3 separate regions of the Mus musculus genome follow, and regions 1 and 2 are each linked to region 3. Evidence: chromatin loops called from intact Hi-C (ENCODE). Cell type or tissue: left cerebral cortex. All regions are shown on one strand. Links, peaks and the distances in the headings refer to the core of each region. The heading gives the core; the rest is flanking DNA. Region 1 holds the start of Gm38661 (a long non-coding RNA gene). Region 2 overlaps Gm38661 (a long non-coding RNA gene). Region 3 overlaps Lyzl4os (lysozyme-like 4, opposite strand).

Evidence for each region. Hi-C counts contacts between places; a loop is a spot of excess contacts. Peaks named below come from ENCODE experiments on the same cell type or tissue, not always from the same donor. Only the 100,000 strongest peaks of a DNase experiment are listed, where the experiment ranks them.
Region 1: it touches region 3 in a loop (4-fold over the local background); 39 of 42 quality-filtered maps call a loop at or near these places.
Region 2: a loop joins it to region 3, with 9 times the contacts of the local background. A loop is called at or near these places in 5 of 42 quality-filtered maps.

The regions. Positions count from the first base shown.
Region 1 is chr9:121,482,871-121,493,036 of GRCm38, reverse strand. Cck (cholecystokinin) reads left to right here. Exons shown (of 3, transcript NM_031161.4): 3 at 2,836-3,213. The coding sequence ends at 2,969. Gm38661 (a long non-coding RNA gene) reads right to left here and starts at 1,379. Exons shown (of 5, transcript XR_001779325.2): 1 at 1-1,379. In left cerebral cortex, for the core only: no CTCF peak of the experiment used is centred there; DNase peaks (open chromatin) are centred at 1,187, 4,131, 4,851 and 5,615; H3K4me3 peaks cover 430 bases; H3K27ac peaks cover 337 bases.
Region 2 is chr9:121,500,100-121,510,265 of GRCm38, reverse strand. All of the region lies in intron 1 of Gm38661 (a long non-coding RNA gene), which reads right to left. Among named protein-coding and RNA genes, the nearest start is that of Cck, 9.5 kb to the right of the region's middle. In left cerebral cortex, for the core only: no CTCF peak of the experiment used is centred there; DNase peaks (open chromatin) are centred at 3,295 and 4,717; H3K27ac peaks cover 2,982 bases.
Region 3 is chr9:121,595,805-121,605,970 of GRCm38, reverse strand. Lyzl4os (lysozyme-like 4, opposite strand) reads right to left here. Exons shown (of 4, transcript NR_040740.1): 2 at 6,918-7,037; 3 at 3,026-3,126. It also overlaps a transcript of Lyzl4 not described here. Among named protein-coding and RNA genes, the nearest start is that of Lyzl4os, 14 kb to the right of the region's middle. In left cerebral cortex, for the core only: no CTCF peak of the experiment used is centred there; DNase peaks (open chromatin) are centred at 4,325, 4,909, 5,360, 6,196 and 1 more place; H3K27ac peaks cover 3,052 bases.

The sequences.
Region 1 (10,166 bases), core at 941-8,940, 110 kb after region 3:
CATGTAGGATCCACTCTCTGGTGTAGACCACCAGCAGCCCCTTCTGAAGTATTCTAGACTTCACTGAGCAGTCAGTCTAGAGCCCATTTGCCTAAGTTTAGGACTATTCCAAACAGTTCTAGCAACAGAAAGCCTGGTTGCTGAATTATTGCCTAGAACCCACACATGACAGTGGAGAGGGGGTGTTTTTGTTTTCCAGCCGAGGTCCTAGCTGAAAGCTCCTCTGAGCTCTCTTCTTTGACCACTCAGGAAAGAGTTGGATTCCTTACCTCACCCTATGACTTGGTTCTAAGTCCTTCACTATGCAGTGCTGGGGAAGGATGCCAGGAAAGGTGGTAGCGCCACACCTGAGGACAGATCTGTGTAGCTTATGAGAACCGAGGCATGTTCCAAACACAGCATCCATGACTGGTTGCATGGCCATGCACTGGCCAGGCTGCTGGCTTGACAGAAGCTGGTAGCTCAGAGCCCTCAAAGTGAATACTAATCCCTCAGCAGGCAGGACGATAGGCTGTGTTTCCATGTGACTGTACAGGGACCCAGGCTGCATACATGCTGGTTATTTTTAATCCGAAAGGTGATGAACAGTTACATAGCTGAAGCTTCTTTGCACGGGCCAGGCTATCTACCCCCAAAACCTCACTGAATGGATTCTCAGTTCCCAAACAGGGAGGGAAGGCATGGGGCCAGAGAGGAAACACAGTTGCTGATCATTGTGGTGGTTTTCTTAAGATTATCTGGTTAAATTCATTATACAGTTAGTCTGGATAACTGACTCTGTGGTGTCTTTTGAAAAAAAAAGTTTTATTAATGTGTATTAATTATGCCATAACGGTGAGTTTCATGATGACGTTTAGTACACCGTATATCACATTCAAATCAATACCCTACAACCTTCATCTATTCTCTCCCCCGCCCCTGCTCCCGAGCCTCTTGCCAAGTAACCTCTCCTCTACTTCTCTACATTCTTTTCAATGACCCAAGAGGTCTCATTAGGGCTGCTTACTGGAGCATGGGCAAAGATGTATCAGTAAGTAATCCTTCTGGCTGTGCTCGCCTGTGGGCAGGAGCTGGCCGGGAAGCTGCCTGCAAAGCACCCAAAAGGTAGAAACATTGTAGCCCTAGCTCAGTGGGAGCCATGGAGAGGTTTCCACTTTTCCACGGAGGTCCCGAGGGACCACTCTTTACCCTTAGTCAGCATAGAAGGTGCTATACTGGTTACAAGCCCAGGAGGCCATTGACAAACAGTGTGGGGTGGGACCATGCCATCTGCCTTCAGAGGGAGGAGTCTTGTCACCACACCCCTCCTTGCCCAGATCACACAGTTGCCACACAGTTGCTGGAACACATTGTTGGTTATAGCATTGTGCTTTGGTCAAAATGGCTGATTTAAGTTTCGTCTTTTGTGACTTTTCATTCCGGTTTTTTTTTTTTAATGTTGTCAAAATGCCAGTATTTTAATCTGACAGGATTTATTCTTCTGGTTATTATTTTTAAAAGAATGTAGCTTTCTAATCATTTATAAACAATATTCATATATAGAGAGAGACCTTGATTCTATTACTTTAAAAAAATTTTTTTTTTACTTATTCACTTTACACCCTGCTCACTGCCCCCCTCCCAGTCACCTCCTCCCATAATCCTCCCTCCATTCCCCTTCCCCTTCTCCTCTGAATGGGTGGAGACCCCTGAGTACCCTACACACACACACACACACACACACACACACACACACACACCCTGGCACATCAAGTCGCTTCAACACTCTCCCACTGAGGCCAGACAAGGCAGTCCCACTGGTAGAACATATCCCACAGACAGACAAAAGCTTTTGGGATAGTCCCTGCTCCAGTTGTTCAGACCACATGAAGGTCAAGCTGCACATCTGCTCCATATGAGCATGGAGGCCTTGGTCCAGTCCATGCATATTCTTTGGTTGGTGGTTCAGACTCTGAGAGCCCCAGAATCCAGATTAGTTGACTCTCTTGGCTCCTATTACATTTTAAATATTTATTCATGAGGAGGAGCTGTGCCAGGGTAATCCTGTGGAGCTCAGAAGACTCGGACTCAGGAGTCTGCTCTCATCTTCCACTGTGAGGGTCCAAGGACTCAAACTCTCGCTGTCAAGCTAAACACTAAGCATCTTTACCCACTGAGCTGTCTGACTGGTCCTCATTCTAAAAGTTTTTTCTTCTCTCTCTCTCTCTCTCTCTCTCTCTCTCTCTCTCTCTCTCTGTGTGTGTGTGTGTGTGTGTGTGTATGTGTGTGTGTGTCTCGTGTGTGTGTGTGTGTGTGTGTGTGTGTATCACAAGGTGTGTACTTGGCACAGTGCACGGTGGAGGTCAGAGGTCAACCCTGGGTGTTGGTTGGTCCTTACCTCCCCCTGGTTTGAGGCCGGGTCCTTTTTGTTACTTGCTGATATACTTTGTACTCCAGGCTACTTGACCCATGAGCTTCTAGGGGATTCTCCTGTCTCCACCTTTCATCTCAGCACAAAGACCTGAGTTTGATACCCAAGAAACCACACGAAAAAGCTGGGTGTGGTCTGTTCCTACAACCCAGGGATGGGGAGGCAGATAGGATCACAGAGGCTTGCAGCTGGAGTAGCCCAGCCAGTGAGCTCCAGGTACATTAAGAGGCTCTGTCTCGGCAAGATGGGAAAGAGACTGAGGTACACACAAATGTTCATATGCCTATGTATATGCTTTTATGCGCATACATGCATGCACACAGGCACACATGAGAGCCCTAGCTTTCCCCCACTGCTTTAGTCCTGACTTACACTGGTCATATTCTCAGATCTAAGGCTCTCCTCTCCTTCTCTTCTCCCTGCAGCTCCTTCTGGCCGCATGTCCGTTCTTAAGAACCTGCAGAGCCTGGACCCCAGCCATAGAATAAGTGACCGGGACTACATGGGCTGGATGGATTTTGGCCGGCGCAGTGCCGAGGACTACGAATACCCATCGTAGTGGGCCAGCGTCTTGGCCCTGCTTGGAGGAGGTGGAATGAGGAAACAACCACACATACGACCCCTCGCCTCTAATGTCTGACGTTTTGAGTATCTATTTATTAAGTCCCCAATGTGAAATCTGTCCAGAGTGTGCAATGCAGCCACATCTCAGCCTAGCTGTGTGGTCGGAAGGCAGTGTTTCCTTCAGTGACTCCCAGACCTAATGTTGCTATGCTATTAAAGAGATTTCCTTCTGCCCCTCATTCATTGTGTCCAGTGGGAGTTCCCAGACCGGACAAGGAGGGGAGCCTGGTACATGATATCAACAGGTAAAGCCTTGCAATAGATGGCTTCAGAAATGGTTTGGGGCATGAGTGCAGGGCACAGAGCTGGCCTCCAGTAAATGCAAGGTGGCCTGTGGGACCCTTGGGTTCAGCTCCAGGGCCCACCCTTGGCTATACTGATGCTGATCTCTTCTTACACCCCTCCTACCCCAAGATCTCTCTAGGGTTCTCTCAGCTTTTAATAAGTTACAGGGCAATGGTCACCCCATAGTTTGTCTTCTACAGACCAGGGGTGAGCCCTGAAAGGTAGAAATGGATGACCCCATACCCCAGCTGGTGAGTCGCAGATTTGAAGGCTGGTGCACCCAGATGAGTAGGATTCCATTACCCAACACCCTCAATCTACAGAGAGGAGGGCATCACCAGGGGATAGTGATGAACCGCACACCTCCAAGCCGACTCTCAGGAGACTCCTACTGGCCACAGACTATTCTTAGGCTTCTACTGATGTAGCACCAAGCCTGGGCTGTGTCACCTGTCCTGGGAAATCCATACCTCTTCTGCCACAATCAAAAAGGACACTGATGTATTAGAGAAATGATTCCATCCTCGCCTAGCTTGCTGGCTTTATCAGGTTTACCTAAGGCAGCACAGACCAACATGGGCGGCAGCTCACGAAAGCCGCGTCTTCAGAGCTCCCTGCACAACTTGCAGGCAACTCCACGGAAGAGTCTCCTCTTCCATTTATAAAAACCATTGACCAGTTTTATAATCGGGGTTGGGGGCTTGTTTCCTGTGAGTTTCATAAGCCTGGTGAGTCTCCCTGTCCCCTTGAGGAGGAAATGTTTAATCTAGAGGAAACAGTTACACAACAGCCTGTGACGGCTTGCCTTCAGCCCTGTCACACTGCAGTCAGTCAGGCATGCTGGGAAGACTCCTGCCATCCAGAGCAGAATCTGTTCATTCTCTGTGGGCATCAGCAAAGGGATCTAAGAACCACCACCCGCAGTGCAGCTCCTCCCGACCAAGGCCTGCAGGACAGAGTGGCACAAATGGGACATATATTGAAAGCAACATTTTCCAATCTATGTCATGTTCAGCAAGCCCACCCTGGCCCACCTTCACCTGCTGGGATCTTCAGTGTTTCTTCAGTTGTAGAAAAGGGATCCCTAGTCTTCCTGGTGACCCCAGGGAAACACGGTCAGAGAAATCTTTAACCTGAGCACACGTTAGAATTCCGTGTAAAATTAAGATGCCAAGTAGATATCAGAATGCACTGTCTCCTCCTTGGGTTCTCACTCCATTTGGTCTGACAATCTGCTCTCTGAGACTGCCCCGGATATGAGGTATCTGATTGCCATTTGTGATAGTAACTTGGTAACTTGATAACTTGACTGGATATAGGTCAGCCAGGAGACACATCTCTAGCTGTGTATTTCCAGAGAAGAGAAACTGAAGACGAAAGAACCACCTAAACATGTGGCACCATCCGTGGGCTAGGATCCCAAGCTGAATAAAGGGAGAGAGCGAGCTGGACACCAGCATCCACTTCTCTGCTTCCTGATGCTCCCATCATCCTCTCTGTCCAACACGGTAGACCGTATCCCTCTAAACCTCGAGCCGATCTAAATCCTCCCTCCCTGAAGTTGTTCTGGTCGCAGAGAGGGGACTAGTAACTAACGTACCATAAGTCATTTGAAAACATCTGTAGGTCTGTGTTTTTAGCATACCACCAAGCGTGGGGTGGGTGGGGTGGGGTGGGAGAGTATACCCTGTGTGCAAATGTGCGTGGGGGTAGGGATGGGGTGGGCGAAGGACTCAGAATTGAACACAAAGCCAACAGTACCCAAGGAATGAAGAACAGATCTGAATTAGTGGCTTTTGAATCGCCAGGCATGTGGGCACTAAGTTTTTTCAAGGACTCCTAGAAATATAAAACCCATGCACCTTGGTGATGCTGTTCAACTTATTCTTTAATAAAGAACCTGTAGGAAACACAGGCATCTAAAGGGACAAGAGACACACAGACGATGAGGGGTGGCTCTCGTGTCAATAAGATCAACAAAGTCAATAATCCATCCCCAGAACAGAGATTAGTTGTCTTTTTGAATATTTCCCCTTATGCCTCTCCAGACACATCAGTAGGCTCTAACAGAGAGCTGACAGTGTCTGGATTCAAGGACTGGTGCTGGTGGTACCAAACAGGGGTGAGCTCCACAGAAGGACTCCGTATACTGGTGTCTTTTCTCCCAATTCAAGGACTTAGCTCCTTGGGTGGAGTAGCCATGGTAGCAGGCAGCAGGAGGTGGCTGGTCACGTGGTATCTACAGTCAGGAAGCAGAGAGACAAGGGCCCATGTTCAGCTTTCTCCTTTTTATTCATTCGGGGCCATGGTCTGTGGGATGATGCCACCCACAGTTAGGATGGATTGTCTCTCCTCCGTTCAGTCTTTCTAAAAACATCCTCAGAGACATAGCAGAGCTGTCTCTTCTAGGCGGCTTTTTTCTCATCAAACTGACAAGAGCAGACGCCTCATGTGCCAAAGGAAAGACTCTTAGTCTCTCAACTTCATTCCTAGGAGCGTTCAATATTTTTCCCTGGCACCTTTGAATCATTGCTCATCCTGGAGGTAAATACAGCAGGAACCAGGCAAAGAGAGAGCTGCGGCCTCACTAATTTCCCCTGGGCTCTAGATTCGACAAATATTTGTTATCAAATGTGAAAAGCATTTGTTGTGTCTTTCTTCAGCTCTGAGCTACAGCATCTGCTCCAGATTCCCCATCACTTCCTGGATCCCACTGGGCAAAGCTCTGCTCCCCTCCCCAGTAGTATCACCTCCACTCACTCCTGAGTCTGATCTCACCCCTCACCCCTCACCCCCTCGCCTCCCTGAAAACACTAAACTCAGTTCTGACTTATCTTCCCTGAAAAGCACGGCTGGATCTTCCTGATCCTTGGGCTCTGCCTCACCCGCTGACCCATCCTCTAACTTCTCTGCTTTGCCTCTTTCCTTATTACCTCTCAGAATTACACTGTATATTAAATGCTTGCTTGTTCTTTCTCGCCTACTAGGACATCGGTCCCATAAGGGCAGGGTTTTGTCTGTTTCATTTAATTTCCACACTTACCATAGTGTCTGGACTCAATAAATATTTGTATAATGGATTAGTCAGCAAAGGAAAGTGTCTCGGATCCCTTCCAACAAGGTTGCAGATGGGTTCTAGAAGCAATTTCATTAAGAAAGTAAAACATGCACAAGGGCATGGTCGAGTCCTTCCAAGCCAGCACAGGAAGCCGAAAGGCAGGCTGTCACACAGATGTCATGCATGAGGGACATGCACAGAGTGACAGAGTATTAAAGTACACCCACCCCTCCCCCTCACACACTCAGCCTCAGTTCTTTTTCTCCAGTCAAAACCCAGACAGGGAGCCAGTGAGATTGCTCAGGAAGTAAGGTTGCTTGCCACTAAACCTGATGGCATGGATTCCATATCTAGGGGCCCACAGGTGGACAGAGAGAATTGATTCCCATGAGCTGTTCTCCACATACACACTGTACCAGGTGTGCACCCCCAAAATAATAAGCTAAGGAATTCCTATTGTACAGTTGACTTTTTAAAGCTTAGAAAATACTGATAATATTAGAGGGAGAAAGGGGACACATGGTGATTTTTCAGTGGGCTTTCTCAAGTGTGTCAAAGACGTGAAAACTGTCCAGATAGCTGCTGGCACGGGTCTGAAATCCTAGCTACTTGGGAGGCTGAGGCAGGAGGACTGTGAGTTCAAGGCAACTTAGCAGCAAAACTGTGTCTCAAAATAAAAAGTAAAGAGAAAGCCAGAGATGTAGCTAAGCAATAGAGCAGCTAGCATAGGTAAGGCCTGGAATCCATTCTCAACACCACCAACACACACACACACACACCATTCTCGCACACTCACACACAGACATATGCACAATCACACACACCCCACTCACACAATACATTCACACACTTAACACACAAACATACAAACACACACACCACTCACACAAACACTCACACTCATTCACACAGGCACACACAATGCATTCACACATTCACACACACACAGTCACATACACAACACACAACACTCACACTCATGCAAACACTCACACTCATTCACACAGATACACACACAATACATTCACACACTCACACACACAGAGTCACATACACAACACTCACACTCATTCACACAGATACACACACAATACATTCACACACTCACATACACAGTCACATACACAATACTCACACTCATGCAAACACTCACACTCATTCACACAGACACACAATACATTCACACGCTCACACACACACTCATACTCTGAGGGGTGCATTTGCACATGAGATAGATCACTTTAAAGTTCTTTTTTAAGGCCTTCAGAGTTCCAGCATCTCTGAAATCTGACCAGCTGAATCTGTTGCGTTTCTTTTCCTAGGAGAAGTGACCACTTCACGGTACTTTGTATTCTGGGGGCATTTGCTGTGTGCCCTGGACAACGTGAGCATTCCCCTGAGGCCCTGAACCTTGTTGGCATCTTAGAATGTGTTGGCATTTTTGCTTTAGTGGGTTATCAGCCCAGTTAAGTCTGCACAAGTTTCACCACCTTTTGGCCATGCCCACAGCAGTCTGTTTGAAGAGAGTAAAGGCTGCCCCTGGGCCTCCTTTCTGGCAGGTGCCCAGTGGCCAACCTGGGAACTGATTCATCCGAGACCACAGCCATCAGAGCCTTCAGTGGGGGAGTGAGAGTGACTGGCAAACATTGTGCACATGTGCAAAATTATCTATAGACAAGCTTAAATGATGATAATGATGACAATATTAATAAAAGGACTTTCCAAAGAGTATTAACTTAACGTTGAAGAGAACCTACCCTGAATGTTGTGGTATTCGCACATGCACTGGGATTCCAGGCTGAGTAAGAGAGGAAGAAGGAAGCCAGTCAGGCACTACATACCCCTTCCTTGCTCCACCAGGATGAGAGCCACCAGCCCGCTAACCCCCTCCACCACCTTGCTTTCTTCACTGCAACAGACGATCACCTGTCTTCTTCTTGTACTCAGCAACTTATCAGGCATTCAGCACTGAGAAGCGACTGTGGTGGTTTGAATAGAAACGGCCCCCATGGGCCCTTACATATGAATTCTTGATCATGGGGAATGACACTATTAGGAGGTGTGGCCTTATTGGAGAAAATGTGTCACTGGAGTGGGCTTTGGGGTTTCAAAAGCTCAAGCCAGGCCCCGTGTCTTGCTCTTTCCTGCTGCCTGCTTACCCAGATGAAGAACTCCCAGCTACGGAGTCTGCCTGTGAGCGGTCACGCTCCCCCACCATGATGAAAATGAGCTGAACCTCTGAAACTGTAGGCAAGTCACAATGAAAACTTTCTTTCCTAAGAGTTGTTGTGGTCACGGTGTCTCTTCATAGCAGTAGAACGCGGACTAAGACAGTGACCAATGCAGTATCCAGCAACTGCTGCGTGAACCATATCCCTGATGGGGAAGCTTCAGGCACAGTAACTTACCCATGAGCCCCCAGTGGGTGCTTACGCATTCTGTTCAGGTTGCTGAAGTCTCTCTGTGAGGCCATGTTGAAATCTGTAGGACTTTTCCTCCTTTGTTATTCAACCAACTGAAAATTTGAGATGATTAAATTATCTTATAAGGTTGCGGAATTATATTTTTAATGAGTGATTTTTCATTCTGTCCCTGAGCTTTTAAAGTGACCACCAAAAGGAATGAATTCGGAAGACCACCCAATCACCAGAAAGAAAATAAAGATGGCTGTCAAATAAAATGCTTTCTGTATAATTAAAACCAAAAGGGGGGGGGCAAAAATCCAAACAACTCTTCAAGATATTTTAAAGACAACTTGGTAACCATGGTTACTTCTAATTAGCGAGCCAGCTTCCTCTGCCTTCCAGATCTGAGTAGAGGAAAAGTGGAAGGAAAAACAATTCCAGAAAAGTGAAAATGTTAAGTTCTGCCCAGCGCATCCACGGTTGTGTTTAGAGCATAAAAACTGGAGAATTTGCTGCTGGCAAGCTGGCTGCTCCCACCTTCACCTTTGCCCTGTCTCACAGGGAGCTGTAACCACAACCACAGCCCGGGATGTCTACAAAGTCTCCTTGGAAGAAGTAACACCAGGGGCAGAGCCTGAACCGGCAGAATTAAGGTGCTTCATAGTCAACTTTAGGTGTCAACCTCACACAAACCTAGAGTCGCCATGGAGGAGGGAGCATCAGTCATGAGATTGGACTGTGGGCAGTCTGGGAGGCTTTTGACTGAGGACTGATGTAAGAGAGCCCAGTCCACTGTGGGTGGTGCCAGCCCTGAGTGGGTACTTCTGGTCTATATAACAAAGCAAGCCATAGAGGGATCCAGTAAGCAGTGTTTCCCCTATCTGCTTCAGGTCCTGTCTCCAGCCTCCTGTCTCGGCATCCCTCAGTGGTGGACTGTAACGTTAAACAGACCCTTTCCTCCCCAAGTGGCTTAGGTCACGTTGTCTTTCACCCCAACAGAAAGAAAACTTGAACAGGGTAAGTCTTAAGTGCTCGGGATCCTCCTTCTGTAGTAGGTTCGGTAGTGTTCTGGACAGTAGGAAAATGACACAGCTGGCTGTCACAAGCACCCAGCAGGAACTTTTTAAAAAAAAATTTTATTAGGTATTTTCCTCATTCACATTTCCCAAAAGTCCCCCATACCCCCCCCCAACTCCCCTACCCCTTTTTGGCCCTGGCGTTCCCCTGTACTGGGGCATATAAAGTTTGCAAGTCCAATGGGCCTCTCTTTCCAGTGATGGCCGACTAGGCCATCTTTTGATACATATGCAGCTAGAGACAAGAGCTCTGGGGTACTGGTTAGTTCATATTGTTGTTCCATCTATACAGCAGGAACTTCTTGATT
Region 2 (10,166 bases), core at 952-8,951, 95 kb after region 3:
ATGCTGGTTAGCTGGAGCTAAGAAATTAGTAGTGATTAAGAACAGACCAGCATCACTGAGGTGAAATCTGGGAGGTGTTTTCTAAGAGCACAGAGGTTGTGTTCCAGAGATAGCGAGGTTTTACCTTGTGCTGGACTCTACTTAGTAATGTATAAGAGTCACCCAGGTGGTACTGGTTTTGAAGGCATGAAGGGGTCATGAAGAGCAGCTGAGGCTCGGCACTGTGAGAGGCCATAGAAGGTCAATGGTGAAGGTGCAGCCTCAGTTGCAGCTGATGGCCCAGGACTGAAGGGATCATGCAAAGGAGTTGAGGCTTGGCACCATGAAGCGAACCTATGAAAGACTATTGGTGAAGCCTATTTGGAGTGGAACACCCCAGAATTTTGGAGACACCAGTACCACAGGATGATCACTAAGAACAGCAGCAGCAGTGGCGTGGATCAACCTGAGCTTAGAGTGCTACAGAGGGCAGAGCTAGAGAAGTGACACCAGCCCTTTGGAGGTCCCCCGGAAGATCTTGTGTAGATCCCAGACATTGAAACAAGCTGTAACATTGAAATTGCTGTGGAGACCCCAAGATGTTCAAGATGCCAGAGCTGTGGGATATCTGGTAAGGAATGCTGCAAACAAGAGTGGAACCAGCCCAGGAGAAAGAAGTTTGTTGCAGTCAACAAAGATGAAAAAGGAGTTGGAGACCTGAAAACCACTTTGACATCAGACATGGAGATGCAGAGTTTGGAGTTTGCCCAGCTGATTTCTTGTCTTGCTTTGGGGATTACAGTTAAGTGACTGGATGGATCTTAGAAGAGACTTTGAACTTTGGACTTTTAACATTGTTGAGACTACTAAAGACTATGTGGACTTTGGAAGTTGAACTAAATGTACTTTTTTAAATTGTGCTATGGTTATATATGGCCCCCATAGACTCATATGTTTGAACAGGCGTATGGGGGCCAGGGAGTGGAATATGATGGTTTGTACATGCTTGGCCCAGGAGTGGCACTATTTAGAGGTGTGGCCTTGTTGAAGTAGGTGTGTCACTGTGGGTGTGGGCTTAAGACCCTCACCTTAGCTGCCTGGAAGTCAGTCTCCCACTAGCAATCTTCAGATGAAGATGTAGAACTCTCAGCTCCTCCTGCACCATGTCTACCTGGATGCTGCCATGCTCCTGCCTTGATGATAATGGACTGAACCCCTGAACCTATAAGCCAGCCCCTATTAAATACTTATAATACTTGCCTTGATCATGGTGTCTGTTCACAGCAGTAAAACTCTAACTAAGACAAATAAATATGGATATATTCACATATACACAAACATATATATATGGTTGGATCAGTTTCCAATCAATTGATTTCCTCTGGATACAGTTTTATGGCATAGGAGTGTGTGTGTGTGTGTGTGTGTGTGTGTGTGTGTGTGTGTGAGTGAAAGAGAGAGAGAGAGTGTACCAGATTTTTGTCATTTAAAAAATGTCACATTTAGCATTTTTAAAGGACCCAGACTAATACAAGCCCCCAGCTGAAGGGACACCAGTCTGAATAGGCAAGATCAAGACAAAGACAATCACAGGCCAGCTAGTTTCCAGCAACTGTGAAGTGTCATATTGTAGAACATGTCCTTGCTTCAAAAATGCTAAATGTGACATTTTTTAAATGACAAAAATCTGGTACACACACACACACACACACACACGTACTCCCATGCCATAAAACTGTATCCAGAGGAAATCAATTCTCACAAAAGGTCTTGTGATTGCTGTTCCCATCCTGACAACCTCGAGCACACTCCACAGTGGGATCACCATCAGTCGGCTACTTGACCTAGTTTTACAAACTGTGCTGTCCCCAAAGCACACTTCTCATAAATGGAAATAATTAAAGTGTGGGCACTCTGAAGGACTCCCCTTCCACTCAGCACACACCCTGCTGGGGAGTTGAGAGCATCCTGGACCTATGTCCTTTCCATCCGGGTGAGGTAGCGCAGGCTCATTGTCTCAGACTGACTGCTGGAAGTGTCTGCACTGCCAGGGTGAAGCCAATACCTGAACTCTCTTAGAAACAAGAACAGGGCAATCATTGGACTCTAGGTGGGTCCTGTGGGATCCACACTTCAGGTCAGCATAATATCTCCTGACTCTGAGCACTGGAAACACGCACCAATGATCCAGGCTTCTTAACTCTAGTCAAAGCTGAGGATGCAGGCTCGTCTGCAGAGTGCTTGCCTAACGTGCAGAAAGCCCAGGTTCAACTTTATAGAAACCAGTGATGGTGTTGCACATCTACAATCCCAGCCCTCTGGAGGTAGAGGCCAGAGGACAAACGTTCAAGGCCATCCTGAAATAGACTCCCAGACCTTAGCATATCTGTTGCCATTGGAGATACCATTCTGACCTTAGAACCCAGCACCTGCCAAAATGGAAACCAAGACCTAATCCATCAAAGACCTGGTGGATAGCTACAAGTTCCAGGAAAACATCTGAATGTGTTAACCTTGCCTATTGGTTTCTGTAGCTTTGCTTCTTGCTAACAGAAGTACGCCAAACAGAATGTGGTTTTGTTCATAAAAGACAAAGACCATGAGGCTTGGAACTGCATGATTTGGGCAAGTTCTCCAAGCAGTTGCTGGCCAGCAATACACACTTTCTATTTGACTCTTTTTTTTTTTTTTAACTTGTCTTACACGTAGAGTTTGAGGCTAGCCTGGGCTTCATAAGATCCTGTTTATGAACAAACCAACCCTTTTTTTTTTTAATTTAATTTTTCTAAAGTGCCACCAGCTGGGATCGAGTGTTCAAGCACATTAGCCTACAAAGGACACTTCACACTCAAAGTTCAAGTCTAGCCTACAACACGGTCTCAGGTAGTGCCCAAGAAGAAAGGGAGGTTTCCACCATGGGGAAGGTGGAAGGGTATCAATTCCCCAAAGCTGAAATTTACCTCTATGTATAGTATGTTGGGCTCCTCCCAACAAAGAGCACACTGGGAGTCACGGGGCCATAGAAGTCAGGCCAACCTATAGGGGAGAGCTGTGGTAGGGCACTCATGGGCTCCGAAGCCTCTAGGGTCGTGAATGCAGGCCTGCATGTGACCACCATTTTCTCCCACTCACAGTGTGGTGAGGTTCTTTCTAAAGCCTGGAAGCAAATATCCAGGAAAAAGAAATATAACCACATCTCTGAAGACAGCAGCACCTTCTCTCGGGTTCTTTAGGCCCATCTGTGTCCTCTCCAGGCAGGCAGACTGCCTGTAAATCCCAGGGCTCCGGCTGCAAACTCACCCACTCCTGGCTCTGGATCTTCTCGGCTGTAGCACAGCACATGCGTCTCCTTTTGCAGCCTGGCACCTCTTGCAGTAACAAGACTTGCCAAGAAGTAGCTACACTCCCTTTCCTGCTCTTTACATCCATAATTTCGCTTTTAAAATAGCATCTTATTATACAAAGGGTCGTCCACCAGGAGCCTGAAATAGCCAGAGAGTTTAGAGCTCTGGTGGACTTGAGGGGTTTGTGTAGTATCCCTCTCTTCCTTTACCTCAACTGAGTCAGAATGGAGGATGAGTGGCTGGGAGCCTTGGGATGCCTTTCTAAACTGAGAGCTTCCAGAGAGCCTCTGTGCTCTTCTCCCTCCCCTGAGCATTGTTTTGACATCAGACTTTGTTCAGAGAACGGCAGTACTTGGGGAAATGGCAGAAAATGCAAATTCTCCCATCCTCAGGGCTTCTGATCCACTAAAGATTTATCCTGTCAATGAAAGACACAGCTCTCACCTCGTGAGTGGCCATGGCTTGGGAACAGGGACTCAGGTTTCCCTAACTCTCTCAACATGAGACTCTGGGAACATTCAGATTTCTTGGGGTCCATTATTTCAAAACTTAAGAGCTAAAGGGAGAGGGCCAGGTCTCCCTTTAGAGCACTGTCATTCCTGCCAGCCCAGGTCCCCCTTTAGAGCACTGTCATTCCTGCCAGCCCAGGTCTCCCTTAGAGCACTGTCATTCCTGCCAGCCCAGGTCCCCCATTAGAGCACTGTCATTCCTGCCAGCCCAGGTCCCCCTTTAGAGAACTGTCGTTCCTGCCAGCCCAGGTCTCCCTTTAGAGCACTGTCATTCCTGCCAGCCCAGGTCTCCCTTAGAGCACTGTTATTCCTGCCAGCCCAGGTCCCCCTTTAGAGCATTGTCATTCCTGCCAGCCCAGGTCCCCCTTTAGAGCACTGTCATTCCTGCCAGCCCAGGTCTCCCTTAGAGCACTGTCATTCCTGCCAGCCCAGGTCTCCCTTAGAGCACTGTCATTCTTGCCAGCCCAGGTCCCCCTTTAGAGCACTGTCATTCCTGCCAGCCCAGGTCTCCCTTAGAGCACTGTCATTCCTGCCAGCCCAGGTCCCCCTTTAGAGCACTCTCATTCCTGCCAGCCCAGGTCTCCCTTAGAGCACTCTCATTCATGCCAGCCCAGGTCTCCCTTAGAGCACTGTCATTCCTGCCAACCCAGGTCTCCCTTAGAGCACTGTCATTCCTGCCAGCAGGCAGCGAAGCTCTCCAGGATTCTGACCTCCTCCCCAGCCGCAGGTCTGCTTGACAAACTGAGGCAGGGAGCAAGACTATAAAACCAAGATTCTTAATCAAAGGCTGAGCTTCTCCTTTTCCTCTTGACTCCAAGCTCCAAACTCTTACATAAGCAACACAATCTGGCAGACAAAAATCATTCTCTCACTCCTCTGCAAGTCCTTGGCAGCCCTGGGTACGGCAGCCGGAAGTTCCTCACCCATCTGGAGGCAGGATGCTGCCAGCCATCCCCACAGAAGCTAATAAACTCCTTCCTTCACCCATGTCCCAGGTGAAAGTATTGCCTAGATGCACATGTGCATACACACACACACATGCACACGCGCGCACGCATGTACACACACACATACACATACATGCACACCCACTCGAGCACACACATGTACAGGTATGCACACTCATGTGCACATTCTTCTCCAGCTGCTGGTTTGTAACAGTGTGTGGCTCTGTGCAGTTTCAGGCCTGCCCTAAAGAGCAGCCTAGGTTGTTAAGTTTAGGACTAATCAGGCCATGCCTACCCGTCCTAACCTTTCTTTCGGGCACTGTAAAATAATTGCAAATCCCTCACCTGTGAGCCTCAAACACCCTAACATGTCCCCCCAGTTCCAGGAGAATAATAGGCCCTTATTTAATTTTCACTTCCCTAAGGAAGTTTCCAGGCTGGGGCTGCCTGTCTGGACACCTGAGTGCTGCCGACAGAGGGTGTCTTAGTCCCTGTCCTACAGCGGTGAAGAGACACCACAACCAAGGCAGCTCTTATAAACAAGAGCACTTTACTGTGTATTGCTCACAGTTTCAGAGGTTTAGTCCATTGTCATCGTGGTAAGGAGCTTAGCAGTACACAGGTGGGTGCTGTGGAGCAGTAACTGAGTTATAATCCAATCCATTGGTGAAGGAAGACACTGAGCCTACCATGGGCTTCTGAAACTTCAATGGCCACTCACAGTGACACACTTTCTCCAACAAGATCACACTTTCTAATCCTTGTGATCCTTTCAAATGGTCCCACTTCCTATACTGACGAAGATTTCAAATGTATCAGCCTGTGGGGACCATTCTTATTCAAACCACCACACATGGGTCCATCTCTTCCTTACTTCCCTACGTGTCAGCCAAGTATTTGTTCCCAGAATGGAGATGCCACCTATGAATCAGAGATAGCCAGGCTGAAGCAGAGCTAGGCTGGAACCTCTCCCTTCCTCTGAGACCTGTAATCAGGGAGCCCTACTCTGCACTGGGGCCTGACCACTCCTCAGAGCCCCTACCCTCCTGCTGTCTGCCTTTGGCTTTAATAACTCTTCTACTAAATGTCTTATTCAGAAGGACACAAGCCTTACAATGGATAACTGTTCCAGTTTCATTCTGATGCTGTGAATATATATATATATATATATATATATATATATATATATATATATATACACCCTAATGATAAGCAGCTTAGGGAGAAAGGGGTTCATTTGGCATGCAATTTCAGGTTATGGTCCATTGTGGAGGGGTGTGGAGGGGAAGTTAAGACAGGAGCCTGAAGCAGGTCACAGCTCATCCACAGTCAAGAGCAGAGATCAATGCACACACCATTGCTTGCTTGTGCTCGGCTCAATTTCTTCATGCTTACGCTGTTCAGGATCCCTGCCTAGGGAATGGTGCCACCCATGGTGGACTTGGTCTTCCCATATCCGTTAATAACCAATACAATCCCCACAGACATAGCAACAGATCAACCTGCTCTAGATAATTCTTCAGTTGAGGTTCCCTTCCCAAGTGACTTGAGGTTGTACCAAGCTGATGGCTAAAAATTAACCCACAGAATGGTTAAGTCACTGTTCCTGTATTGGGACACATTGGTGAAACACTTCTATAAAAGAAATAGGTACTGAGGACATTCTATACATTAAGCTCTATGGGAAATTAAGGTAAAATCTGATAAACACTGCATTTACAGTGTCAGACAGGTGAGGCTGTTCTGCCCCGGGTCCCTCGGATGCCCCTCAGGCCTTAGAATGGCAATGTCTGTGCCTCCTCCCAGTTGTTTGCAGCCATGGGTCTCTCAGAAGAGCTGGATCATGGACACCCTAGAGACTGCTCTCAGAGGGGGCAGGCTGGAGACGGTGAGCACCCCGGCTCTCTCTTTCCCTCAAGGACATAAAAAACATTTACATATTGCCCTCCCTGTACCCCAGCACAACAAGCCTCACATATGTGTCCCCTTCTCACTGTCCGTTACACCTGTGGGTGTAAAAACACTGTTCTGTCCTCAAGGACGTGAGAGAGGGTTTATTCTGGAGCAAAGATGAATGACCACGGGCTCTGGGCTCTGTCTAGGGAATGCAGATTCAGATCACAGTGTCAGAACAAACACTGCAGACGCATTGCTGGGGAACACTGGGTAGGCAGTTCAGAGCCAAGCAGGAAAGTTTCTGCATAGACCTCGGCTGCTACCTGATGGCATCCTTAGCCTTTGGTTGGTGGAAGCTAGAAGTCGGTCAGGTTAATATACCCCAAGTATTTTTACCTGTCAGTCACAAGGACGTTAGGTCAGATGCAGGGAGGTGGGTGAGATGAATGGGGCTCTGAATGATGGCCTAGCGGAAACATAACAGGGCTCTGGACCTTCAACACCATCACTGTCATCCTGCTCAGGTGTCAGCTTGGCAGAAGGTTTGGTGGAAGGTACCGCTCTCCCAGGAACTTGTTCACAGGCTCTCCCTGGGGTTTTCCCCATTCACTGTTGCTTGAATGAACTGGATTCTCTTCAAAGTCTCCCCAGATTGAGGATTCCTCGCTTCCACACCAGCTTCATAGAAATCCCAGGGAAACAACAAAATAAGCTTCTGTGGTTGTTTTTGTTTGAGACGGGTTTCATGTAACCCAGGCTGTGTAACCCAGGCTGGCCACACACATGTACATGATCACACACATACGCACACACACACACATGCTATATAGGCAAGGAAGACCTTGAACCCCCGATCTTCCCAGCTTCGTCTCTCTAATGCTGGGGCTGTGGGTGTCCATCAGCACACCTGGCATGAACAACTGAAAGCTTTTCTAACTTGTGGGAGTTTTCTATGTCAAGCACTGACCATGTTTTAAAATTCCCTCCCCACTGACATACTGAGTGGGGGGGGGCACTTTGGAAGTGACCAGGTCACGGATGCTTCTGCTAATGTGAAATGTGCCCTTTAAGAATAGACTATCTTGGGCCAGAGAGATGGCGCAGCTGTCAAGAGCACTCGTTGCTTTTGCAGAGGACCTGTGTTTGATTCCTACATGGCGGTTCACAACCATCTGTAACTTCGGTTCCAGACCATATGACATCCTGTCCTGACCTCCTTAACCACCAGGCACTCACGTGGCACACAGATATACCTGCAGGCAAAATACTCATAATCATAAAACAAAAATAAAAAAATAAAAAAACAGACTTCCATCTGTCACCTGAGGTACAGCAGGTAGCTGTAGCCAAGCAGAGTCCTCAGCAGGTCCCACACCTTTCTGGTCCTGGAATTCCCAGCCTCTGGCTTCCAGGAACTCACTTTCTGCTCAGCCACTGGTCTATGGTGTTTTGTCCTACCAGCTTAGATGACTAACAGACAAGGCTGCCTTCCTGGCTGTCAAGGAGGTGGCTGTGAGCTACTTTCCAAGGGGAATGTCAGAGTCCAGAAGCAAAGAACTCACTATTCACGTGTACTGGTTCTTTCTCCCTTGCCTCTTCCCTCAGTCCTGATTTCTGGGATCCATCCAAGGTCATCTTCCACCCCTAGATGTCTGTCCTGGGTTCTGCCTCTGTAGGAACCCAAATGGAGGCAAAGTATCCTAAGGGAGCTCTCACAGGAAAAGTGGGCACTGCCCCCAAAGCCAGGACTGCTCCCTTCTTTCTTGTTAAGTTATTTCAGATAAAGTCTGATGACCATGCCCAAGGATCTTATAAAAGTGTCAGGGTATAGTCAGGCCAGTATTCTGAATCGTGGCCAGAGGAACTCTGCCTTGCAGCAAAGGTGGCAGAGCATACCTTTCCACACTAGGCATTTTTTCCTGAGGTGAACAGAAACCCTGATAAGGACTGAGTACACGAAAGTGTAACTGTCTCTGAGTCCTACTAGGTTGTGTGAGCCTGTGCTCACATCCACCACTATGACACTGGACAACTCTCTGGGCCCAGGTTTATGTCAATGTGGCTGCAGATGTAGGGCAGGATAAAACAAGAGCCTGCTGGGCAGGGTCATGCAGCCACTCCGAGTCACCCACACTCTCAATAAACCCAATAACTTCAGTTATTTCGCCAAGCTGGACTGGACAGAGGCTCTCTTTGGTCGGTCTGCACCCCCTTTACTGGGATGAATATGAGACTCACCAGACAGGGGTTTGGATGTGAATGACCGAGGTAAACCTGAACCTGTAGTCAGCAGCCAAATCTCCCCCAGAGGTCAGCACATCCCCTGTTAAGTGCCTCGAAGCTGCAGTTGGGTTGTGACTAAGCTCCATCAGAAAGGACGGACCAGTTGCTCAGTCAGCACAGGTGTGTGCTGACCAAAGGTCGCCACCCTTGTTATAATATCTTTTACATCACAGTTTAGACCTCTATCCCTTGTGGGGTTTTCTAGAGAATCATGAGAAGAAATATCCTACAAAACAGATCTTGTTTACATGATTTGGGAGAGGAAGGGGGTCATTTTCCTCCATACACATGACACTTACATCATAAATATTCATTAAAAAACACCTTTGAAAGCCATGGTGGAAAAGTCACTGTGCTCTGCCTACTCGTGGCACAGCCCAGCCCAGTAAACATTTCCCTCAGCTTCACTAAGTACGCTTCTTACACTGTCTCTTTTTCCAACTGGATCCCTTCCCTCTAGAAGATAGGAGTTGGAAGACCCACGTAATAAACAGACACTTGATTTGTGTCCCAGGAAACCACACAACAAATTACCATTTCTAAAATACGTTCAGGAGAAAAGAAGCCCTCAAGACCTAAAACAGACGCCTTTCCTAAAACCGATGCCTTCGTGGATACAGCAGACAGCTTCTTGACCTCCACTAAACAGGATGAGCGGTGGCAAGCAGAAATCCAATGAATAATAAATCAGGTTCCTGCTTGTCCCTCGATGCCTCACTAAGCTTCCTACACTGTGAAATGGACTCGTGTTGTTGAGAGGCCTCTCATGACTGGAAAAGCCCTTTGTTGAAAATGTCATGAATTTCCCAGCACTGAATGAGATATCATTTAACATTATAATTTTTTAAAGATCCATTTGTCTTATTTTATGTATGCAGGTGTTCTGCATGGATGGATGGATGGATGGGTGGGTGGATGGAAGGATGGATGGATGGATGGGTGGATGGATGGATGGATGGATGGGTGGGTGGCACATGCATGCAGTGCCTGAGGAATCAGAAGAGGGTGTCAGATCCCCTGCAACTGGGGTAACAGTTGGCTGTGAGCCACCATGTGGATTCTGGGAAGCAAACCTGGCTCCTCTGTAAGAGCAACAAGCACTCTTAACTGCTCAGCCATCTCTCCAGTTTGTCCTTCAACATTTTAATCACCAAAACCAGAATTAAATTCCTAGATTCCCAAATCGGCCAACAGTCAGATTTCTCCTC
Region 3 (10,166 bases), core at 1,229-9,228:
GTAATTAGTACAGGCTCTATATTTCAAGTTCCTCTATTCCATCCTCCTCAACATGCGCCTATCCCGTGCCTCATCTCCGTGTCCTGCACCAGAGCTGATGGGTCTGGTGAACAGCTACACGCAGACGTACTAGTGACGTGTACAACTCTTTGCAAACCCTGACCTCAGGTTTCTTCTCTTTGAAGAGGACGCCCTCACTTTAGAATCATGAGCTCTCTGGGACCAGGTTTCCAGGGAATATTCTATGAGTGTGTCTGTCCTATGGTGGTCCTGGGTTCTCTGGACATCATTGTGTGGTTGACCCCAGAGGAAGCCCTGGGCTGTGTGGCAGAGTCCCCACTAGATGGCAGTGTCATCTTGCTCATAATTCCCTCATCAAGTTCGCCTGAACACAGAAAAGCCAGGCTCTGCAGCCACCACCAGGAAGTGTCAATCACTGCTTTGTCCCTTAGTGGCTCTGGGCCTGGGGCAAGACATTGGGATTGTGGATTTCCTCTTGTGTAATGTAGTGGTGTCTCTGTGGGTCTCCAGATGCAAAACCAGTTGAGTTACCACTACAGCAGGCAAGCTGTCTGGCACTCTTGGGGTCATATTGTATTTTTCTTTGCATTTCTTTAAAGCTAAGATTTGTTAAGAAATGATAAATAGAAGACGTCACACAGCAAGGTTAGCCAGGTCCACATCTCAGTGACGTTCTCTAAAACTAGAGTGGCCATGCTAGAGGTATAGAATGCCACATTCCATATGTCTAGTATCCATTCTACTTTTATGTACTTATCCACCACCAGAAAACAAAGACTCCATTACAGAGCTAAAACTAGAAAAGCATTAGCTCACTATTGTCTTTCATGACCCAATTATCCATTAGCTGCAGTCAGCCCTTCATCTCCTAGTGTTCATCCTGTTTCTCCTTTCTACATGCTATGCTGTACATGTACATTTGTTTATATATGTACTGTCAGAGACCATCCCGTGAGAAAGTGAGCCCTTCACAATCTCCCTAACAGGCCAAATGGCATTGTACTAAGAGCTGGTTATCACCCCCCTTCCTCCCTATTCCTTTCTTGGCACCTGAGGCTGTAAAGCTGAATTATAGTCCCCTCTTCCCTATCTCTTCCTGAGTTCCCATGCCATCCAAGGACACGAGTTACGCCTGAGCCCAGCCTGACCCCCAAGGCTGTCAAGGAGGATCTATGTTCCAGAGATAAGATCCAGAGTGCCCGCTGCCTGGCGCCTGATTTCGGCCCCCATGTCAGCAGATGCCCACTTCTTTGTTCTTTGTATAATTCTCCCTCGACCCCTCCCATATTCCCCGCGATGTATGCTTTAAAAAGAAGGCACCTCAGCCTAATAAACGAGACCTTGATAGGTTGACATATCTACTTGGTCCTCCGACTTTCTTTCTTTTATTCCCATTTCCTTCCAGGTTCTCGGTCCCCCTCGCACCCACGAATAACTGAATCCCGCGGGACGGGATAATGTACACATAGTATTGCCCATATACTTACATGCATATATTTTATTCATAGATATATGTGTATATTATGTTTATGTATGTACATGTATCAATTTCACATCATATTATACTTACATGCGTATATTATTGTATTCACAGATATATGTATATATTATTTATGTACATACATGTATAAATTACATATTCAGGCTCATACTTTATTGAGGGCTTGTTATGGTTTAGATACATTCTAAAGGCTTCTAAAATAGTGCATATATGTGTGTGGGTTTGTGCATATGGATACAGTACCTGAATTTAAAAAAAACTGGGGTTACAGGTGGTTGTAAGACACCCAATGTGAATACTGGGAACTGAACTTGGGTCCTCCACAAGGGCAGTGTACATTGTTAACCAATTGAGGCACCTCTCCAGTCTGTCTAGATTTATCCTAAGGACTTGGAAGGCATCCTAGTAGGTAAAGTACTTGATACAAGGGCATAGTTGCCTGAAATGAGGACATAACTCTCCAAGGTATGGTTAAGGGGGAGGTTTTATTGTAGATGTCAGGGAAAGCACAGCCAGAGGCACTGGGAAGAGTCTAGAACAGGGAGAGAGAGAGTAGTGGATTAGCATGACCAGTAGACTGAACTGGGCCATGGGGGTGGTGGTGGCAGAGAGTAAATGTGGAGGACCAAGGGGGTGCAAGTGGATGAAGAGAGAGGGGCCCAAGAACAGAGGACCATGAGAGCAAAGCCAAGAGAACTAAAAGAGAAAGTATGTCTGAGGTGGTAGGGTTATATAGAAATGAGAAGCTGGAGAAAGCAAAGCCCATGGGCAGGAAAAGAGGTTTGGGACATGGTGAGAAGAGCTGAGGAGCCACAGGTACTCAGTGAGCCTGGAGGCCTGCAAGAGAGTCCAGCGCTGCAAGAGAGTCCAGCGCTGAGCCTGCCCTCTCCAGAGATGAATGTTCCCAGCATGCTCTGCACTGCTCTGCTGCTCTGTGGGCTCTGAGGCTCTACCTGCTGATCTTGCCAAGGCTTGGCATTCAAGGTCCAGGGAGGGCATCCTAGTTTGCTTTTTGTTTCCGTGATAAACTCCATGACCCAAAGCAACTTGGGGAGGAGAGGGTTTATTTTTGTAGGATAACTAAGCTAAGATGGACAGGTTTACAGTCCATCACTGAGTGAAAACAAGGTAGACACTCAAGGCAGGAGCTTGAAGCAGGAACCACAGAGGAATGCTTACTGGATTCCCCTACCCCTGGGCTCCTGCTCAGATAGCTTTCTTATATAGCCTAGGGATGGCACTGCCCACAAAGGTCAGGACCCTCCCACACCAGTCATTAATCAAGAAGATGCCCCACAGACAATCTAGTGGAAACAGTTTCTTTAACTGAGGCTCCCTCTCCCCAGATGACTCTCGTTTGTGTCAAGTTGACTGTAAAAGTCAAGTTGTGTCTAAAGGCAATTGTGGCACCCTTATACTCCTACCCAGAACTTGGGTGGTACCCCATAGACTCCCCCAACCCCCAGTGTGGTTCACATCCAGGCTGGAGTTCCATTTACTCACCTGGCCAGGCCTGGGCCCTCCAGGTCCAGAGGTGGACCTGGGCTACTCTCAGCTCTTCCCAGAGCTCCTCATGTAAGCAGCTGGACATCTGCATACTGCCTCTGGGAGTGAGAAATGCAAAGCCACACTTTACAAAATGATCCTGCAATTACATAGGAAGTTGAATGTCTCTGTGCCCCACTACTCAGGTCTATCTGCCCTGAGGTTCTAATTGGGGTTCAACCAAGAGTGTTGGAAAGCAATGAGCAGAACACAAGAGCAGCCTGAACCTGGAGATGGTGCAGATGCCTCTCAGTATATGAACGGATCTGCAAACTGTGGTTTAGCAGCAACAGGCAACAGGCTGCGGGTGCTGGGGCAGAATGCCAAGGGAGATGACATTTTGTTTCTAATTCTTTGAAGTCCTAAAACATGAAAGCCCAACCTCTGTGATAGAATCCACACAGTGGGGCCACTGGGTAAAGGCCTGGCCACCAGGCCTGACAGCACTGGTTCAATCCCCAGACACACATGGTGGAGGGGGAGAACCAGCTCTTTTAAGCTGTCCCTGATCTCCAGGTGTGGGCCTTGGTTTACCCGTGGTCCTACTCACAGTAAGTAAATGTAATAAAACATTAAGGATAAAAAAAGAAGTCATGTGGAGGTTGCTTCAGAGTTGGGGGAGGGGTGGGAAGAGACCTTGCAACTTTGTGTGTGTGTGTATATGTGTGTGTGTGTGTGTGTGTGTGTGTGTGTGAGAGAGAGAGAGAGAGAGAGAGAGAGAGAGAGAGAGAGAGAGAGAGGATTTTACTGTGTAAATCAGACTGGCCTCAGACTTAAGATCCTCCCTCCCTCCTTTTTAAAGACAGGGTCTCATGTAGCCCAGCATGACTCCAAACTTTCTACCTAGCTAAGGATGACTTTGAGCCTCCCCTCCCCCAACCCTCAACCTCCTCGCTCAGATGCTGGTTGACAGACTTGAGTCATCACACCTGATTTTACTCCACGCAAGGGATCAAACCCAGGTGTTCTGTGTATGCTAGGCAAGCAGTCTACCAACGTAGCCACATCCCAGTCCCTCATGTCAGCTTTGTGAGGAATCCTTGGGAAGCCATTCTGATTCTTTGCTGATTCTACCCATGACAAGCCCAGTGAAAGGATCTGGGGTGCAGGGAATCTACGAGAAGCTTCCTGCAATGCTGAGGCACTCTGCAATGGACTCTCGAGCTGCCACATCAGCTGTGCCGGCTCGCCAACAAATTCAAAATCTATGTGTCTCAGCCACCAATTGGGATTTTCTATTACCTACAGATACTTGGCAAGTACAGCCCAGGGATTCCTCGTACTAACTCAGTGCTTGCTTAGCACGCATGGAACACCTGGGTTTGATTCCCTGCATTGGATAAGACTAGTCAGGGCACAGACCTGTAACAGTGCTCAGTTGGTAGACTCAGGAGGATCAACTATTAAAACCATCCTTGGCTACATGGCAAGTTAGAGGCCAGCCTAGGCTTGAGACACTGGCAACATAAAATAAGTTAATTCAAAAGCCGGGTCAAGCTTTGGCTCCTGGTCCTGTTCAGATTCCCTGCAGGGTTTCTCAGCTGTTGGAGCTGAGCTGTGTCCTCAGACACAGAAGGAAACGTCCCATCAGGTCTCAGCATGTTCCTCAGCTGCCAAGGGGGGTGGGGGAGGGTGGGGGTGTTCTGTTACATCTCCAACACTTGTCCTTCCTGCTCCAGCTTGTTTCCATGGCCACTGGGCATTGCTTGTCGCTGCTGTCAGATTGCAAAGGACAGGGGAACCTGGGCCATTTACAGCTTCCTCCCCCATCCTCTGCCAGAAAATTGGCTTCCCGGAGGGGGGCTGTCATTGTGTCAGCTCCACCTGTTGATGCCAAGTGTGGGTGTTGGAGAATCCCAGTCTGTCTTCCAATGCTGGTGGATCAGCCCTGAGATGTGGGGAAGGCTCTGACGCTTGCCTGCTTCAGCCATCTCACTTCTGAGAGATTTCGCTGCAATGTGCCCTTGTCTTCCTAAGGGAGGAGCTACTGACTTGGAAGTCACAGCCTGACATGTGCAGATGAGGTCAGGGGGCTGAAGAGACCCAAGTATGCCTTAACCTCTGAGGTATCCTGCCTGGAGCCTGTGAAGCAAGGGAGATAGCGTGTAATTCTGGCAAGTGTTTCTCCTCAGCCATCAGGCTAAATATGTACCCGTTTGTGCAAACCACGGGTCTCAGTCACGAAAGGATGTGAAGGACTGAAAGAAGAGAAGCGTCCCACACTTGGCAAACTTGCAACGAATTTGCACTTCCTGATTCAAAGTCTCTGACATTTTTGGAAAATCCAAATTTAATCAAGGCGTTTTAAAAGATCTAAACTGAATCAGAGAGACTTGAGGGCCATTAGCATAAATCTCAACTAGATCGCATACATTTTCCTGGGAGGATCGGCTTTCACCAGAGGCAAAGGAAGACTCATTTTCACAGAGCTGGGGAAGGGGACAAGTTTAAAGTCACATGATTCAGACAGGGAAGGAAGGTGACACTCTGGGTGCCATAGCCATCTCGACGTGGAGCTCACAGTCTGGAGTGGATTTTAACACATGGTATGAGAGCCTTGAGGACTGTGAGCACAAAGCAAACCTTATTTAAAAGCCAAGTGAGCAGCGTAGGAAAGCCGGCTGCTTGTTTCTCAGAAACCAGTGGCTGCCTGAGCCCTGCCATGTTTGTCTGCTTTGGCTGCAGTTCTCCTCTGACTTGGCTGGTGTTCACTATTCTCCCCCAAGCTGAGTATGCTCAGACTGGTACCTGGTCTCTGCTGTGTACTGGTTGAGGCTGTGGAAGACATACCTTCATTACCGGACATTCACTGTTCTTAGGTTTGGGGAGAGAGAGGAGTAGCTAGCAGAGAGAGGAGGTCCCGGTTCACTGTTCAGCTAAGAGCTTTATGAACACCCCACACCTCAGGGCGTGGACCTGTTTATCAGGGCGCTCTTCTGTCTCTGCCTCCAGTCTTGCTGTAAAAATGCTGGGATTATAGGGGTGTGTTACCATGTATGGCTTTTAGTGGGTTCTAGGAATCCGAATTCAGGTCTTCATGCTTTCAGAACAACCCCATTTTTCACTGATCCACCTCCTTAACCCTCTAGGAATCTACTCTTACAGATCGCCAAGGGAGGTGGGTGTCCTATAAGGGAGAGAAGCAGGCTTAGTGATCACCTGACCCATGCCACGTGACTGACCACCTGACCCTGTGCTGCATGACTGCAGTCAGGCTGCCTGCAGTCCCCAGGAGGTAGGGGTGGGTGGTGGTGGTGAGGACTTGGCAGTTCATTAAAACTATGAGCCGGAAGAGTTTCAGGAGCTGGGTGATCGTCAGCTCTCCACAGCAGCGTCTGACACTGTTATAAGAGATGGTTTCCCGTGTCCCTGACATGGGCTCAGACATGTAACTTCACCACAACCCTGCACAGTGGGGTACAGGCTGTTCAGATCTTGACCTCCCTCACTGACTTCTGGCTTTCTAGTCCTTTAACTTAGTATCAACGACAGTTTCTGTGTTTAAGGAGAGTCCCTAGGCTGGCAGATGGGGTCGAGCTGTCTTTGGGATCAAGGTTTCTGGCTGGAACTGAGAGTTCTTCCCTGTTTTTCCTGTTACCCACACCTGGTGCCTAGAAGCCCTACCCCACTCCCTCCCTATCTCTCCCACCCTCCCTTTACTCCCATACCATTTATGTATACATGTGTGTGTATTTAGCAGTGCTGGGGATTGAACCCAGGACTTTGCAAATGCTGGGCTACTGATCTATCACTGAGCTGTATATAGCCCCAGTCATATTTTATTTTATTTTATTTTATTTTATTTTACTTTATTTTTGAGACAGAGTCACACTACATTGACCAAACTGACCTTGGACTCTCTGTCCTCTTGTGCCAGGTGTGTGGGATGGCAGGTCTGTCCAGCAGCCTGGCTAGTATCCCATAAACCCACAAAGATGGGTCTTGTGGGCTTGTCTAATATGCTCAGGGCCTGTAGGGAGGAAAAGTAAGTAAGTAGGCTTTAAAGGGGAGGTTTAATTAACTCACAGTCCCTAGGAAGGGCTATTTCCAAAGCGTCCTCTGCTCTGCAGAGTTTATGATTCTTTTATCCCTGCATGTGCCCATGCACACATACACATACATGCATGCACACACATATACACCTGCACAAAATGTAAACATGTGTGCTTGCACACACATGTGCCCAAACACACCTGCAAAACACATAAATACATGTGCTTGCACACACATGCACATACATGTGCACACAAACATATGCTGGAACACACAGACATACAAACACATGTAAGAACATGCATGCATTCACATGTGCACTCATACATACATGCACATACTCAGGTGTTTGATGTTCCTACATCCAGAACCTTCAGCATGTCTCCAGTTGTGATCACAGCTGTACTGAGCTCTGGCTGGACTGGGTTTCAGCACGACATTTCATGATAAATTTATCAAAGCCACAGAAGCTGTTTCTTTATAAATAACCCTGGCACTTGAGATCCTTCATTTTTTGCTAATAATCTGTTGGCTGCAGTTAGTGTCTGCAATAAGTGGAGGACTCCGTCCACATCACTGAGCCCAGGCCCTGGTCATGAGTTCTTACTCATTTCCTCTGAGTCCTGATTCATCTTGAAGTGTAGGAGGCTTTTCCCATTGTGAAACCCTCACACAAAGTAGCAGAGAGAGAGAGACAGACAGACACAGAGAGAGAGACAGAGAGAGAAAGAGAGACAGAGAGACAGAGAGACAGAGAGCCAGGACTCAATAATTCAATTTCTTCCTTTCTCCCTCTTTCTTTGACAGGGCCTTGTCCCATGGCCTGGGGTGCTCCCACCCCACCTCAGTTAATTCTCTCTGGACACCTAAAGGTGTTCATCACTAATACTATGGGTGCTTTTAAATCTGATTACATGACAGTGAAGACTGACCTCACATGTAATACAGTGTTTTCATAATGGCTAGTGCCAACCTGACAGGCTCTAGATCACCTAGGAGACCAGCTTCTGGGCTTGCCTGTGAGGGGTGGTCTTGATTTGGTCAAATGAGGTGGGAAGAACGACCATAAAAGTCAACAGTGCTATTCTCTGGTCTGGTTCCTGAATTGCAAGATGAGGAAGTGAAGCTGAGTGTCAGCAGCCTTGGGTCTCTGCTCCCAACTGTGAGCCAGACAATCCTTTCTCCCTTACATTGGGTATTTTTATCACACCAGTAGAAAAAGCACTGAGCACAGTCCTCTAAGCCCAGCATGGTGGGACCCAGAGAATTAATGCCATGTATCAAGGACACATGGAAGACACGCTTGAAGAGCTGTGCTCAAACATCCTTGAAGCAGCATCCTTTGGAAAGTCAGTTGTGATGGATGGTGTTTTGCTGGGCAAACACATGAAGGAGTGTTTTCCTGAAGCAGACACAGGTGAAAGGATATTTCTAAAGCAAGCATGTGAAAGGACACATGGTGAAGAATTCTTTGCTAACAACACGCATGTATTGGTCCGCCTTTCATTGTGCCATTGAGCTCCATTTGTCAGAACTCCATAGAAAGAAACACACCATAAACTTCTGGTGGCAGCTTCTTGCCGCTTTCTTGGACTCCGACTGATTGGCAGAGTGATGTCAGCTGACACAGGGTGAGACACTTGGAGGTCACGTGATGTTTGGAGGGAGTATAAACAGGACTCAACGGACTGTGAGAGGAGCTTGCTTATAGTGCTAGCCTTTGCAATGCTTCTTGATCTCCAGTCTTTGCTGATCTTCACTTTGTTGAGAGAGGCACAGCCGAGAACTTCTCCTGTCATCCCCGATGGTCCTGGCTCCTCCTGTTGACTCCTGCAGATTCGACTGAGGGTTGGATGTTCCTGCTAGGCTGTGCCACCGATGGACTGCTGGTATAGTCATGAAGTGTTTGCAAGTGGATGAAGCTGCCGCTGCTGATCTGTAAGCTGAACTGCTGGCTTCCTGACTGCACAGATGGGATTTGCTCCAAAGTACCATTTCTAAACAGGTCCACTTCCCCCATATACTCCTTTCTTTTCCACTACCTCTGGTGGGTTGTAGCCTCCCCCAGCCTTGAGCAGGCTGGCTCAGACCTGTTCCACCTCTGTGAATGAGACCACCTAGGGTAGAGTCTTCCGACCTAGATAGGTCTATTGCTCTGCCGCCTCAGCACTTTTCTCCAAGATGCTGCCTACCAGCCGAGAGGCTGAACCTGTCTTCCTGAGACCTTCATGAATAAGCAACAGCCTGGTGACCAAGTGCTGACAGCCTGGCGACAAAGCATCAAGAACTTGGCATGGTGGCGGATGGGCCTTCCCCCTTTATAAGCTCAGACTCTTAAGTAAACTTTGGGCCTTGATCAGTTTCTTTGTCTTGGTCTCATATTTCTCTCGCCATCTTTCATTCAGCTTCCCCTTCAGGAACCCAGTTCGTGTAGCTGTGGGTGGCTCCAGTGGGTAACGGGTTCTAGGTCCTTCATTAGCACATGGGTGGGAAGATACCTTCTAAGGGAGGTCATTGCGTTTAAGAACCATCATTAAAAATGGGGATTGAAAAATTAAAGTTACAGGTAGGCTGTTCCCAGTGCATCAGCACATGGGTATCTTCCCACCCATGTGCTAATGAAGGACCTGAGCCCTCAGAAGACCTGGTGCCTCTCATTGCCGGGCTCTGCTTATTTTGTGTTAAATACAGACTCATCCCAAGATGGCAATCCTCACTTTCTAATTCCTTAGCTGTGGCATTCCAGACTGGAGCAAAAGATTATACAGCGTTCACAGGATTTTCCTTGAGTCGTATTGGTCCCAGGGAGATCACGTGTCTGTCCCAGAACTGATCCTTTAGCTAGGGGAATGCAAGGCACTGATTGGCTCATCTTGAGGTCATGTGCACTCCAACCTTGAGTGAGAGGCTGAAGTGGAAAGCGTGTCATCTAGAGAAGAGCGAGGGGTGTGGGAAGCCAGGCCAACAGAATTCCACCTTAGGCTTGTCAAGGAAAGGATTAGAGCTGAAACTGTAGACATAAGTCCTCATGTTTATGTCCTCTCCAGGGAGAAGATTCATGGCTTTGGTTTGTCACCAGATCCTGACCTGAGGAAATGGTCATTCT